Linked DNA regions of Homo sapiens: region 1 is linked to region 2. Evidence: read pairs that join two places in POLR2A ChIA-PET (ENCODE). Cell type or tissue: GM12878. All regions are shown on one strand. Each heading gives the region's core, and the rest is flanking DNA. Links, peaks and the distances in the headings are about the cores only.

Region 1 (5,528 bases), core at 201-5,200, 280 kb before region 2:
GCTCCTTCATGCGTCTGTGATCAGCTATCAGTGGACTAAAAGGTTTGGCTGATCTTGTCTGAGACTTTCCACATGTCTTACTGGAACTACTGGACTAGTTCAGCTCTGTTGTGTGTGTCTCATTCTCCAGCAGACTAGCTTGAAGTAATTCACATGGCATCTGCAAGGGTTTAAGTGAGACCTGACACAATGGCATTCCATCAGATTCTACTGGCCAAGACGAGTCACAAGCCCAGCCAAGATTCAAGGGCTGGAGAGTAAGTTTCACCACTTGATGGAAGCTGCTAAGTCACATTGCAAAGGGCATAGATTAAGGGACCAGGGGAGGTCAATTGGTACATTTTTGCAAAAACTCAAACATATCCTTAATTTCTACTGGTAGTTTCTTTGAACAATCCTTACTTAGTTTTTGTGGGGTAAACATAATGAGAAGAGGAAAAATGTCATGTTGTTCTCCTTAATGGACAAATCCTTGGCCTAATGCAATCTATTTGCATTTCTAGTGTTCTGTTTCTTTGACCCAAGGGAGAGATTAGGTGATATCAGCAAGATGTTCTGTACGTTTTTGTAACTTCTGCAGCTTTAAATTTGTTTTCATCTTTGAATTCCACAAATGTGTACTGAGTGTCTATTATGCCCCCAGATACTCTTCTATGTAGTTGGATTATATGAGTGAATAAAACTATCAACTACCTGCCCACGTGGAGACAACATTCTAGTGGCGGAGAAAGGTAATGTATGATTGATACAATAAACAATTATATTTTGTTTAAAGGTGATAAATGTGGAAAAAGAAAAAAAAAAAACTAGAGCAGAGAAAGAGGCATTGGGGTGATGAGACAAAAGAGGGCTGGCTTAGGCTTCCCTGAGAAGGTAATCTTCATCTGAGATTGGAGGTGAGAGAGTGAGTCGTGGAGATACCTGGCCACCTGGAGTGTTCTAGGGTAACAGAAGGCCAGGAGGCAGGAGATCACATGACATGTCTGGGGCACAAGAAGAAAGCTGGTGTGGCTGAGGTGCAGTGAGCAAGGAAAAGAGTTCCAGGAAATAAAGTCAGGAACAAGAATAAGAAAACAGGCTAGATTCTGCTTTTATAAATAAAGTTGTATTGGAAAACCCCCATATTCATTTGTTTATGTATTGTCTATGGCCAATTTCACACCTCAGTTGTATAACTGAGCAGCTGTGATAGATCATAATGGCTCACAAGGCCTAAAACATGTACTCTTTGATCCTATACAGAAAAACGCTTGCCAACCTCTGAAATAGGATCTTCTAAGTTATTGAAGATTTTTCTCTTTTATTCTAATGGAAGTGGAGGAATTCCATCATATGACAGACTTCATTAAAAATCACACTGATTTCTGGTGAGAAGGGGCTCTAGAGAAGTAAGGGGACATGTCTAAGAGGGGCCAGTTAAGAACCATTGTGACAATCTAGGCAGAGGGCGGTGATTTGGATCAGAGTGAAAGCAGTAAGGTGGTGAAGACGAGTAAGAATCTGGTTATATTTGGAAAATAGAATAGTCTACAGGTTCTTTTGTTACAGGAGGAGCCCCACTCAACCGCCAGAAGAATAAAGGAACACAGTTGTACCATTTGAATTTGACATTAGGACAGCTACCGGGACCCAGGAGAAATGACTCACCTAAGCTCACTTGAACTCTTCAGAGCCAGAGGATCAGTCTCATGGTGTTTGGCTGAGTGGTCCATCAGCCTAACAGTCCCTGTGTGTGTTCCTGACCCTTTCTCTATTCTCACACCTCTTTTTGCCTCTGCTGCAGAGGACCAGTGGCTGTCCTTTCTAAATAGCTGTTTGTCCTTTTTATAAAATTTATATTACTCTAAGTTCTGGAATACATGTGCAGAATGTGCAGGTTGGTTACATAGGTATACATGTGCCATGGTGGTTTACTGCACCTATCAACTCGTCATCTAGGTTTTAAGTCCCGCATGCATTTGGTATTTGTCCTAATGCTCTCCCTCTTCTTGTCCCCCAGCCCTGACAGGGCCTGGTGTGTGATATTCCCCTCCCTGTGTCCATGTGTTCTCACTATTCAGCTCCCACTTATGAGTGAGAACATGCAGTGGTTGGTTTTCTGTTCCTGTGTTAGTTTGCTGAGAATGATGTCTTCCAGCTTCATCCATGTCCCTGCAAAGGACATGAACTCATTCTTTTTCATGGTTGCATAGTATTCTGTGGTGTATATGTGCCACGATTTCTTTATCCAGTCTATCATTGATGGGCATTTGGGTTGGTTCCAAGTCTTTGCTACTGTAAACAGTGGTGTAATAAACATATGTGTGCATAAGTCTTTTTTAAAAAAATCAAGCTCAGTGTTCTGTGTTTCATTAATTCAAGGCTTTGCTGTCTGCCTATAGAATTTCACTACAAGGAGCAAACGTGCCTTTGTGACCAGGTCCCTGACTGCAAGTCCCGGTTCTATGACCTCGGCTAAGCTATTTAAACTCTGTGTACCTCAGTATTTTAACCAATAAAGCAGAGGCCTAATTGTATCTGCTCTGTCATGAGAATTAAATGTGATCATTTCTATTCAGTGATGTTCTAGTAATTAGTTACTGGCACGTAGTAGGCTTTGAGTAAATATAAATTCATGGATGATTTTTCTTTGGGTTATTTTTCTTTTCCAAGGGAGGGATCCTCTGATTTGTATGGGGAGAGTGTTTTTTGTTTTTTTTATAGCCACCCTGGAGTCAGAATGTCCTCAGTTCACCCTGGCTGGTGGATTATTGCTTGCAAATTTGAAACTTTTACAGATTTGCTGTGAGGTAGGATCAAGTAATATCACAGGCCAGGCTGGGCTACTGCAGGGAGGACATCGTGGTGCAGGTTATTCATGAAGTGCTGCATAATCAGGGCCTGCAGACAGAGATACCAGGCTCTGGGAGCTGGTTCAATTGAAGAGCTGTGCAGTGAGACCAGCCCTGCTTAGAGAGCTGGAGGATAGAATCTGTTCCCGGAAGTAGGGGATTCTTGAGATCATTGGCCACCTATTGAGGGGTTGGGATAGGAGGTTGTTTGCAGTTGGAGAGGCAGTGGGAGAAGGAGCAGCAGGAAATGGCAAGTTTTTAATAGAAGGAAGAATAACATACCTAGCTCTTTTAATTTGAAAATGAGATCTATTCCAGGCTTTCTGATGATGCAGTCTAGATAGTAAAACCCAACGAGGTTGTGAAAAAAATTATGTGGCCCTGCATTTCCCTTTTCTCTTTTGAGAAGCTCTGAAGGTGTGAAAAAATCAGTAGAGTGTGACTTTAATTTTTATAACTTCAGCACTGTATTTCTTTCCTATTTTCAAGGCAGTGCATCCTCAAAGAAAATTCAACATCAAAAAATTTTAGAAAACATTTTCTGTCACCCAACACATATGGCTCCACTGTTAATGTTTCCATGTTTTTGTTTCAGTTTACTTAACATGCATAATCTGTAGACCCCAACTTTGTAAATCAAGGTTCTTGGGGTTTTCCACAATCACTTTTCTGCCAAGAGTCACATATTTCACAGATGTCTCCTCAGGACAAATTTAGCCACCTGTTCAAGTGTCATTGAACTTTTATATGTCACTGGAAAATGACTTGTCTTTTTCAAAGAAATAAAGTCATTTTTACTTTTCAAAAGTCACTTCCTTGCACAATACATTGACAGCAGCAAAACTTTGTGATATCAAATCAGAAATGTCAGCTAGGTTTAATAGGCTTTGCAAAATACGTTTTCTAAGTCACTTTAAGAAACATTACATATTATGCAGTTTTGTATCCTTTTCTTGTCGTTATAGTGAAACAGTTTTCTTAACAAAAGTACTTATGCAACCCTCTCTTGGTAGATATTGTGACTGCTTCAGATTTTGGCCACCATATATACTGTTGTAACGCACATTGTTGTGAATAAATATTTACTGCATCTTTAGTATCTCCTAAGGATAAATTCCTAGTAAAGAAATTAAAAGTCCCAAAAGGTATAACTTTAAAAAAAAACTCAGATAGGCAGACATAGAGATATTTAGATAGAAACAGAGCTATATAGAGATATGAATAGAAAATTGAACTACTTTTCAGAACAGTTGAATAAATACTCCCAAACCCACACCAAGCCCATGTGGAGATGTAGTAGGTTCCTCCTCACCAGCAACAGGATGAAGCAGTAGACTTGTAAAATAGCTATGAGAATTTCCCATAGAAAAATTGTTTCATCATTCCTTCTGTTTTCACTTCTGTTACACTGGTAAGGTTGAATATTGTCCTTATATTTATTGGCTATTTTTTAATTCGTCTATAATGTTCTGTTCAAGTCCTTCAGCCATTGATATTCCTAATTTTAAGTGCTTTTTCCATTGATTTGTATAAACTGTTTGAACGCTAACGATATTTTCTTCTTGTGCTTTAATGTCAAACACTCTATGAAGTTATTTTAATTTTGCACATGGTATCTTTGACATTTAAAATATGTAGGCATTCAAATCCTTCACAAGTCTCCTTTGATTTTCTCTACAGTTCTTAAGATACTTTCATCCCGAGATCATTCAAATAGCCACCTCTATGTTAAAATACTTTTGTGCTGTATTTTTGACATGTGGTGATGAGGTAGAAATTTCAGGTGAGAGATGCTAGAGAGATAGGCAGGAGATCACACACAAGGTAGCATTAAACAATTAGGAAAGAAGCAAAAGTGTCTAACACTGTTTCATTTCTTTGAGTCCCTAGTTGGGGGGGAGGGGGCGGGGTTTAGTTTTGTTTCACCTGTTTTGTTTTAAGTAATAATTATTGTTCTGTACTAGTTCCTTATCATCTCATTACTGGATTGTTACAACCACAACCTAATTTTCTCGCCACACTTCCAATCTTTTCCAACTCCAATCCCTTCTGCAATCCCTTAAAGCCAAGGTGATCTTTCCAAGATAAAAATCCAAACTTTTAACTTTCCAATTAAAATTTTTCATCAGATTTAATGTGCAAAGTCATAGCATGGCATCCTGGTCCCTGACATCTGGTCCCCATCTACCACTCCAGTCCCTATCCTGCCTTTCTTCATCTCCTACCTTATATCCTCAGGATACCATGCTGTTTAAGATGTGGTGTCTTTGCTCGTGATGTTCCCTCTGCTTGAAATGTTCTTAATTCTCAGGCCAACCAACAACTCCCCCAGAAAGTGACTACTTAAACATACACTATACTAAGTGACTTTCTTTTTATTTGTGGACCTTGAGCTGAACTTTATCTTATAATATGTTATATTGAAATTCAACTATGTGCATTTATCGCCCATTAGACCATAACTACCTAAACATCAGGGACTCTTACTTTCTCTGTGCGACCACTGCTGAATATAGTCTTAGCACACCTAAAGTGTTCAATATCATGCAACTCTTAAAAGACTGACATCCACTTAATGCCTATCAGAAGCCATGCCAAGACCCACAATCACCAACTTCACAACACCAACCCGTTGCTGCATCTTCTTTTGTAAAATGAGACTATCAATTCCTGCCATACCTTCCTCTAAGTTCAGAA
Region 2 (5,528 bases), core at 203-5,202:
TTTCCACCTCCTCTCAACGCCCACTGCCCCTCATGTGTAAATAAAGGAGTGGATAATGATAATGAAAATCACAGGTCTATTTACTGAGCTTGCTCCTTAGAGCATGCTGTGCTAAACATGTTATGTGCATTATCTGATTTTGTTTCTCAGAAACAGCTCCAGATAGTGGGATTTATTATTCCCATCTTACAAATGAGAAAACTGAGGCTTAGGGAAGGTAAATAGCTAGTAAGTGACAGAACTGGCTCTCTATCCCAGATCTGTTTCTCTAAAGGGAGGATCATTTTGTTAAATTCTTTCAATATTCATCTATCCAACCAATATTACAAGAAGCCTTCCAAATGCCACACCTGGCTTTAGGCTCTGGGAACATAGCATTCCACAGAGGAGGCAGCATTTTTTTTGTTTCTGTCTGTCTCTGTCTCTGTCTCTCTCTCTGGACTAGTAATTATGGTAGAAGAGGACATATGATAAAGAAGAAAATGGCAGGTAATAATGAAGCTGGCGAGATGGGACAATACATGGAGAGAGCCCTGTGGCTGCTTGGACTTTCAGTTTGGAGGAATGAGCTGAGACCGGAATGAGAAGAGGTCTGGCAAGTGAGGCTCTTTGGGAAGAACATTCTAGGCAGAGGAAACAGCTCACGGCTTAAGTGAAACAAGCTAATCTGCTTCCAGGTTCAGGTGGAAGGCTGGTGGGACCAGAGCCTGGGTGAGGAAGGGGAATACAGTAGGGAAAGAAATCCCCAAATCAGGCAGGGCCATGTTGCGTGGGCGCTGTAGACCAGGATAGGGAGATTGGCTTTTTTTTTTTTTTTTTTTTTTTTTTTGAGATGGAGTTTCACTCTTGTTGCTCAGGCTGGAGTGCAGTAGCATGATCTTGGCTCACTGCAACCTCCGCCTCCCATGTTCAAGTGATTCTTCTGCTTCAGCCTCCCAAGTAGCTGTGATTACAGGTGCCCAACACCACACCTTGCTATTTTTTTGTATTTTTTTTTAGTAAAGACAGGGTTTCATCATGTTGTCCATGCTGGTCTCGAACTTGAGACCTCAGGAGATCCACCCACCTTGGCCTCCCTAAGTGCTGGAATTACAGGCAGGATCCACTATACCTGGCTGTGAGTTTGGCTTTTATGAAGGTATTTGAGTGGCCACTGGCAGGGTAGAGATGTTAAGTGGAGGAGTTTTATATTATTTACGAGTTTTAGGATTCAGAATTGATTACAAGATGGGGAAGGACTGAGTACAGAAGCAGGAAGAACCATAACTGGGCTGCCACGGTAACACCGGGGCAGTAGGAGTGTTACTTCTGCCTGGGTGGGCAGTGTCCAGGAAGGGAACAGGATGTGCCTCTCATTTGAGATCTTTCTAGAAAGTTCAATAGGATTTCATCAGGCAGAGAAAAGATGAAGGGTGCTTTAGTTAGAGGGGACAGTGATTGCAAATGTACAGACATCTCTTAAGTACACAGTGTGTGTAGGAAACAGTAACAGTTTATCTCCAGATTGTGGTGGGGTCTAAAAAGTCAGGAGCAGACAGTGAGGGGCCTGGAGCAGGTGCATCTCCTTCCCATAGGATGTCTCTCACTGTGCTAATAAGCAAAAGGCACTGCTTCCTCCAGGTGGATGGGGCCCCAAACCAGAGTACATGGGAAGGAAAAGCAGTAATGATAATCAGTTCTGCCTTTCTTCCTGAGCTCAGTCAGAGCCCCATCAAGAAGAGAGTGCAGAAGTCTCTAATTTCGCTTACCTATCCCCACCCCAACCTCACCCTAACACCCTCTCTCAGGGCCCATTCTGGGCACTTGCTCAGTCTACTGGAATCCATACTGAAACATACCTCATGGAATCAATATCTATCCCATGTATGCAATAGTAATCTAAACCTAGTCTGTGGTCCCAGGACTGATACCATCATCAATAGCTCCATTCCAGAAGTTTGTTGAAGATCCTTGCTCCTCAAAATGTGGCTCACCAAACAGCAACATTGGCATAAGCTAGGAGTACATTAGAAATGCAGAATCTCAGGCTGGACTCTGGAACAATTAAACCAGAATCTACATTTTAATAAGATTTCTCAGATGAGTTGCGTGCATGTCTGAGTGTGAAAAACACCAGTCTAGATAAGCCTGTCCTTGCTAATGGTAAATCCTGCCTGAGAAATCCAGAATGGGTTGGAAATGTGCAGAAACCCACAGTGTGCTGTAGGGGGATGAGCTGTGGTGTGTCGGGGCAAAGATAGACGATGGATTTTTTATTCCCCTTACCAGCTGTGCTAGTGACACAGAGATGTGGGTCAAGAAGTGTTCTCAGGCCTGTGTCCCTGCCTGTGTTCCCTGCCTGTGTCCACCTGAAAACATACTTGGTTAAAGAGATGCAAACTTAAGTTTAAAAGGCTATACTAACAAATAAATGAATTTCCTTGAAGAAAAGTATAAGATTTTCCCTCGTTGTCTCAGAAGATTGTACACTGAACAGAATAGATATATAAAGAAAGTGAGAAATGTCTAAATCACTGAATGTCTGCAGGAAATACCCAGTGAGTTAACTATTCACATGGAGTTTGAGTCACTCTTGTGCACCTGGGGAATCCACTCTTTCATTATGCTGTGTTATTGATGTACAGGTAGAAACCCCCTCTATACAATATTTTTTTTCATTAAACTTACCATCTTTTAACACATTATATAATTTCCTAATTTTAATGTTTGGGTCTGAATATTTTCAGTGTGAAATCAGAGTGAGGTGGGCTCCAGTCTGAAGCATTAGATCAGAGGGAAGACATTTTTTAAAACCCTAAAATATTAAATTGCCACTCATTGTATGTGAAATGTGCCTTGAAGCTCATGCAACTTTTTTATTTTAGTGTTAGATGGGATGCTGCTGTGTCTTAAATCTTTGCAAGAAAAAAATCAATTAGCATTGTAGAGCTGGTAATTCTACACTATATTCTGCAACAAGGGGAATGACAGAGAAAGAGCAATTTAGGCTGATAGCTACATCAACCATAGTACAGTTGATTAAAAATTTAACAGTTTTTCTGATGAATGTCCTAGCTCAGATTTGGAAAACACTGACGAATTTAATTTTCCACTGAATAAATAATCATTTTATAAGCCATGTATAATTCATGTAATGGCAATGTTATGGGCTGTTTAAAAACAACTGCTACTAAACAGTTAACACTCTGTAGCAAGCAGAGGCTTGTAAAGGATCATTATTGGAATTAGTTGGCACCCGTTAACAGAGAATGGGTTTCCATCTTCTGAATTTTTAAAATGAAATGACTTCAACCTTTTAATATAAATAACATCCGACCCCTCAACCATCACCAAACACACACACACACACACACAAAATTGTGAATTGGGGAAAGCATTATTTGTTTTGTTCTAACCTGGTTTTTCAGTGGAATAGCATGGAGCAAAAGTTTCAGCTTTCCCAAGCTCAGTTTTCTTACCTGGAGGATGGAAATGGGAGTGCCTACCAAATAGCATTATTGGGGGAAGTTAATGAAGTGATGCTTCTGAATTCACAGTGAGGTCTGGTGTTATACCTTTACACCAGCTGTCCCTTCTAGCCATCTCCTGGGTATCTACAGGAACAGTCCTTCACTTTTTGCAGAATTTGCTCAAATAACCCAACAAAACACATGCAGGCAACCCAATTTAAAATTTCAAACCGAATTTTGTACCACCGCCCCCTTTATCTTCTTTCTCTGTTTTATTTTCCTTGTCCTATTTACTGTTAACATACTGTAGAACTTATTTTACTTATTATTATTACATATTTTATTCTTTATTAATTATTTGATGTTGTTCCTCTTTCTTTCACAAGGAAAAGGTAAGCTGCAAAAAAAAAATACTTTTTTATTGTTTTATTCCTTGATGTCCTCCAGGACAGGGCTTGGCACATAATAAATGCTCAAAAAATATTTGATGAATGAGTGAATGCTTCAGATATTTTTAATAATATTCTGTTTTCCGCACTGTAACAGAGGTTATAGACTCACTAGATGGAGTTATAGAAAATGCAATTTCTTGGGAAACATTCCGAGATATTCTACAGTCAGGGTAGTACCTAAGAATCAGCATTTTTCATGCACATGGGCAAAGGCCACAGTTTGAGAAGCATTACAATCCTGGCTGTGAGGCCTTAGCTCTGTACCCATACCACCTAACCCAAGGCCTGGCACATATGAACTTACCAATCCACAACCAGTCTTTAGTATTAATTTTTCAGACATACCTGGAGCATGAAGTATGTGTTCATTTGGATTCCGTACCCATGTGTTGGCAAACCACCCAAACCCTCACACAGAGGCAAACCTTGCTGCTACCTTCCTCTACCAGTGGACAGGGAGGCAGCCTGAAAATGAAATACAATTCTTCCAAGACTCTTTTGTTCAATGGAACTTCCTCTTCTTGGATCCCTTACAATCCACTCTTTCAACTGTATTAAGATCTTGGAGTTTGAACTTAGATCCGTGTGATTTTGATCAAATTGCTCAATCTCCCAAAGGCTTTATTTTTCTACAAGAGTGACTGATGAGTCTAGACCTTCCTCTCTTCTTCTCAAGATTGTCACAAAGATCAAAATATTTAAAATAATGTGATCTATACGATAGCAGTATGAATTGTAAAATGCAAAACAATAATATGAATAGCGGGGCTCCTACATGGAGACCTGTACATCATTTTATCAATGAATTCAGTTCACATGTCAGAGAGAACTTTGTAGCAGAGATGTAAAGATTTAGAGATATTCCTGTTTAGTGGCTCCTAGATAGCACTGCACAGAGATCTGCCTGGAGATTATTAGAGGTGGATATTCCAGGGCCCCAGTGCTAGAGATTCTCGGTCCATTGGTCTGAAATAATGCTGCGGATCTCCATTTTTACCCAGCACCTGCCACAGCCAATTCTAAAGCTGAGCTTTTAGATGCTAACTTCTGAAACATAGCTTGGTGAGCTCTGGGCTAATCAACTTTTCTTTAAGAGGAGGAACCTAGGACAAAGGAAGGGAGTCACATGTAGTGAGGTGACAGTGCATGGGGAACACAAGAGTAGGGATCCACTGGGCATTTCATGTCAGATTCTAATTCACCTCTGAGTGCCACTGAAGCTTAAAGTCACGTAAATCCACTGGGAGAAGTGATGGCGTGAAATGGGAAATGAAATCACAAAACAGGACCCAAGACTACAGAGAACAATTTTTCTTGTTTTCACCATGTAAAAAGGTAGATGCCTGAAGAATCTTTGGGCTGCATACATGGCATCAGCTAGGATTAAAGGGAGCATCCCAGGGCAAACTAACTTACCTAGATGAGCTGAAGGAAAAGAAGTTGCAAAAAAAGAAGGTCTGTGAACAGTTGGGTTTGGAAATCACACTGGGGAGAGAGTAAGATTGATTTGTTGTTGTTGTTTATTTTGTTAGCTATAGCAATCAGTATGCCTGTAAGCCTTTAAGGAAACCATATGTTTACCTTAAAGTATAAGACTTCTCTTTTGTACTTGGCAAAAGATGTGGAT

Evidence for each region. Peaks named below come from ENCODE experiments on the same cell type or tissue, not always from the same donor. Only the 100,000 strongest peaks of a DNase experiment are listed, where the experiment ranks them.
Region 1: POLR2A ChIA-PET joins it to region 2 with 5 read pairs; 1 of 35 experiments calls an interaction of 5 or more read pairs at or near these places.

The regions. Positions count from the first base shown.
Region 1 is chr4:14,429,312-14,434,839 of GRCh38, reverse strand. No RefSeq gene overlaps it. Among named protein-coding and RNA genes, the nearest start is that of LINC01085, 320 kb to the right of the region's middle. In GM12878, for the core only: no CTCF peak of the experiment used is centred there; a DNase peak (open chromatin) is centred at 3,219.
Region 2 is chr4:14,150,065-14,155,592 of GRCh38, reverse strand. No RefSeq gene overlaps it. Among named protein-coding and RNA genes, the nearest start is that of LINC01085, 41 kb to the right of the region's middle. In GM12878, for the core only: no CTCF peak of the experiment used is centred there; a DNase peak (open chromatin) is centred at 2,502.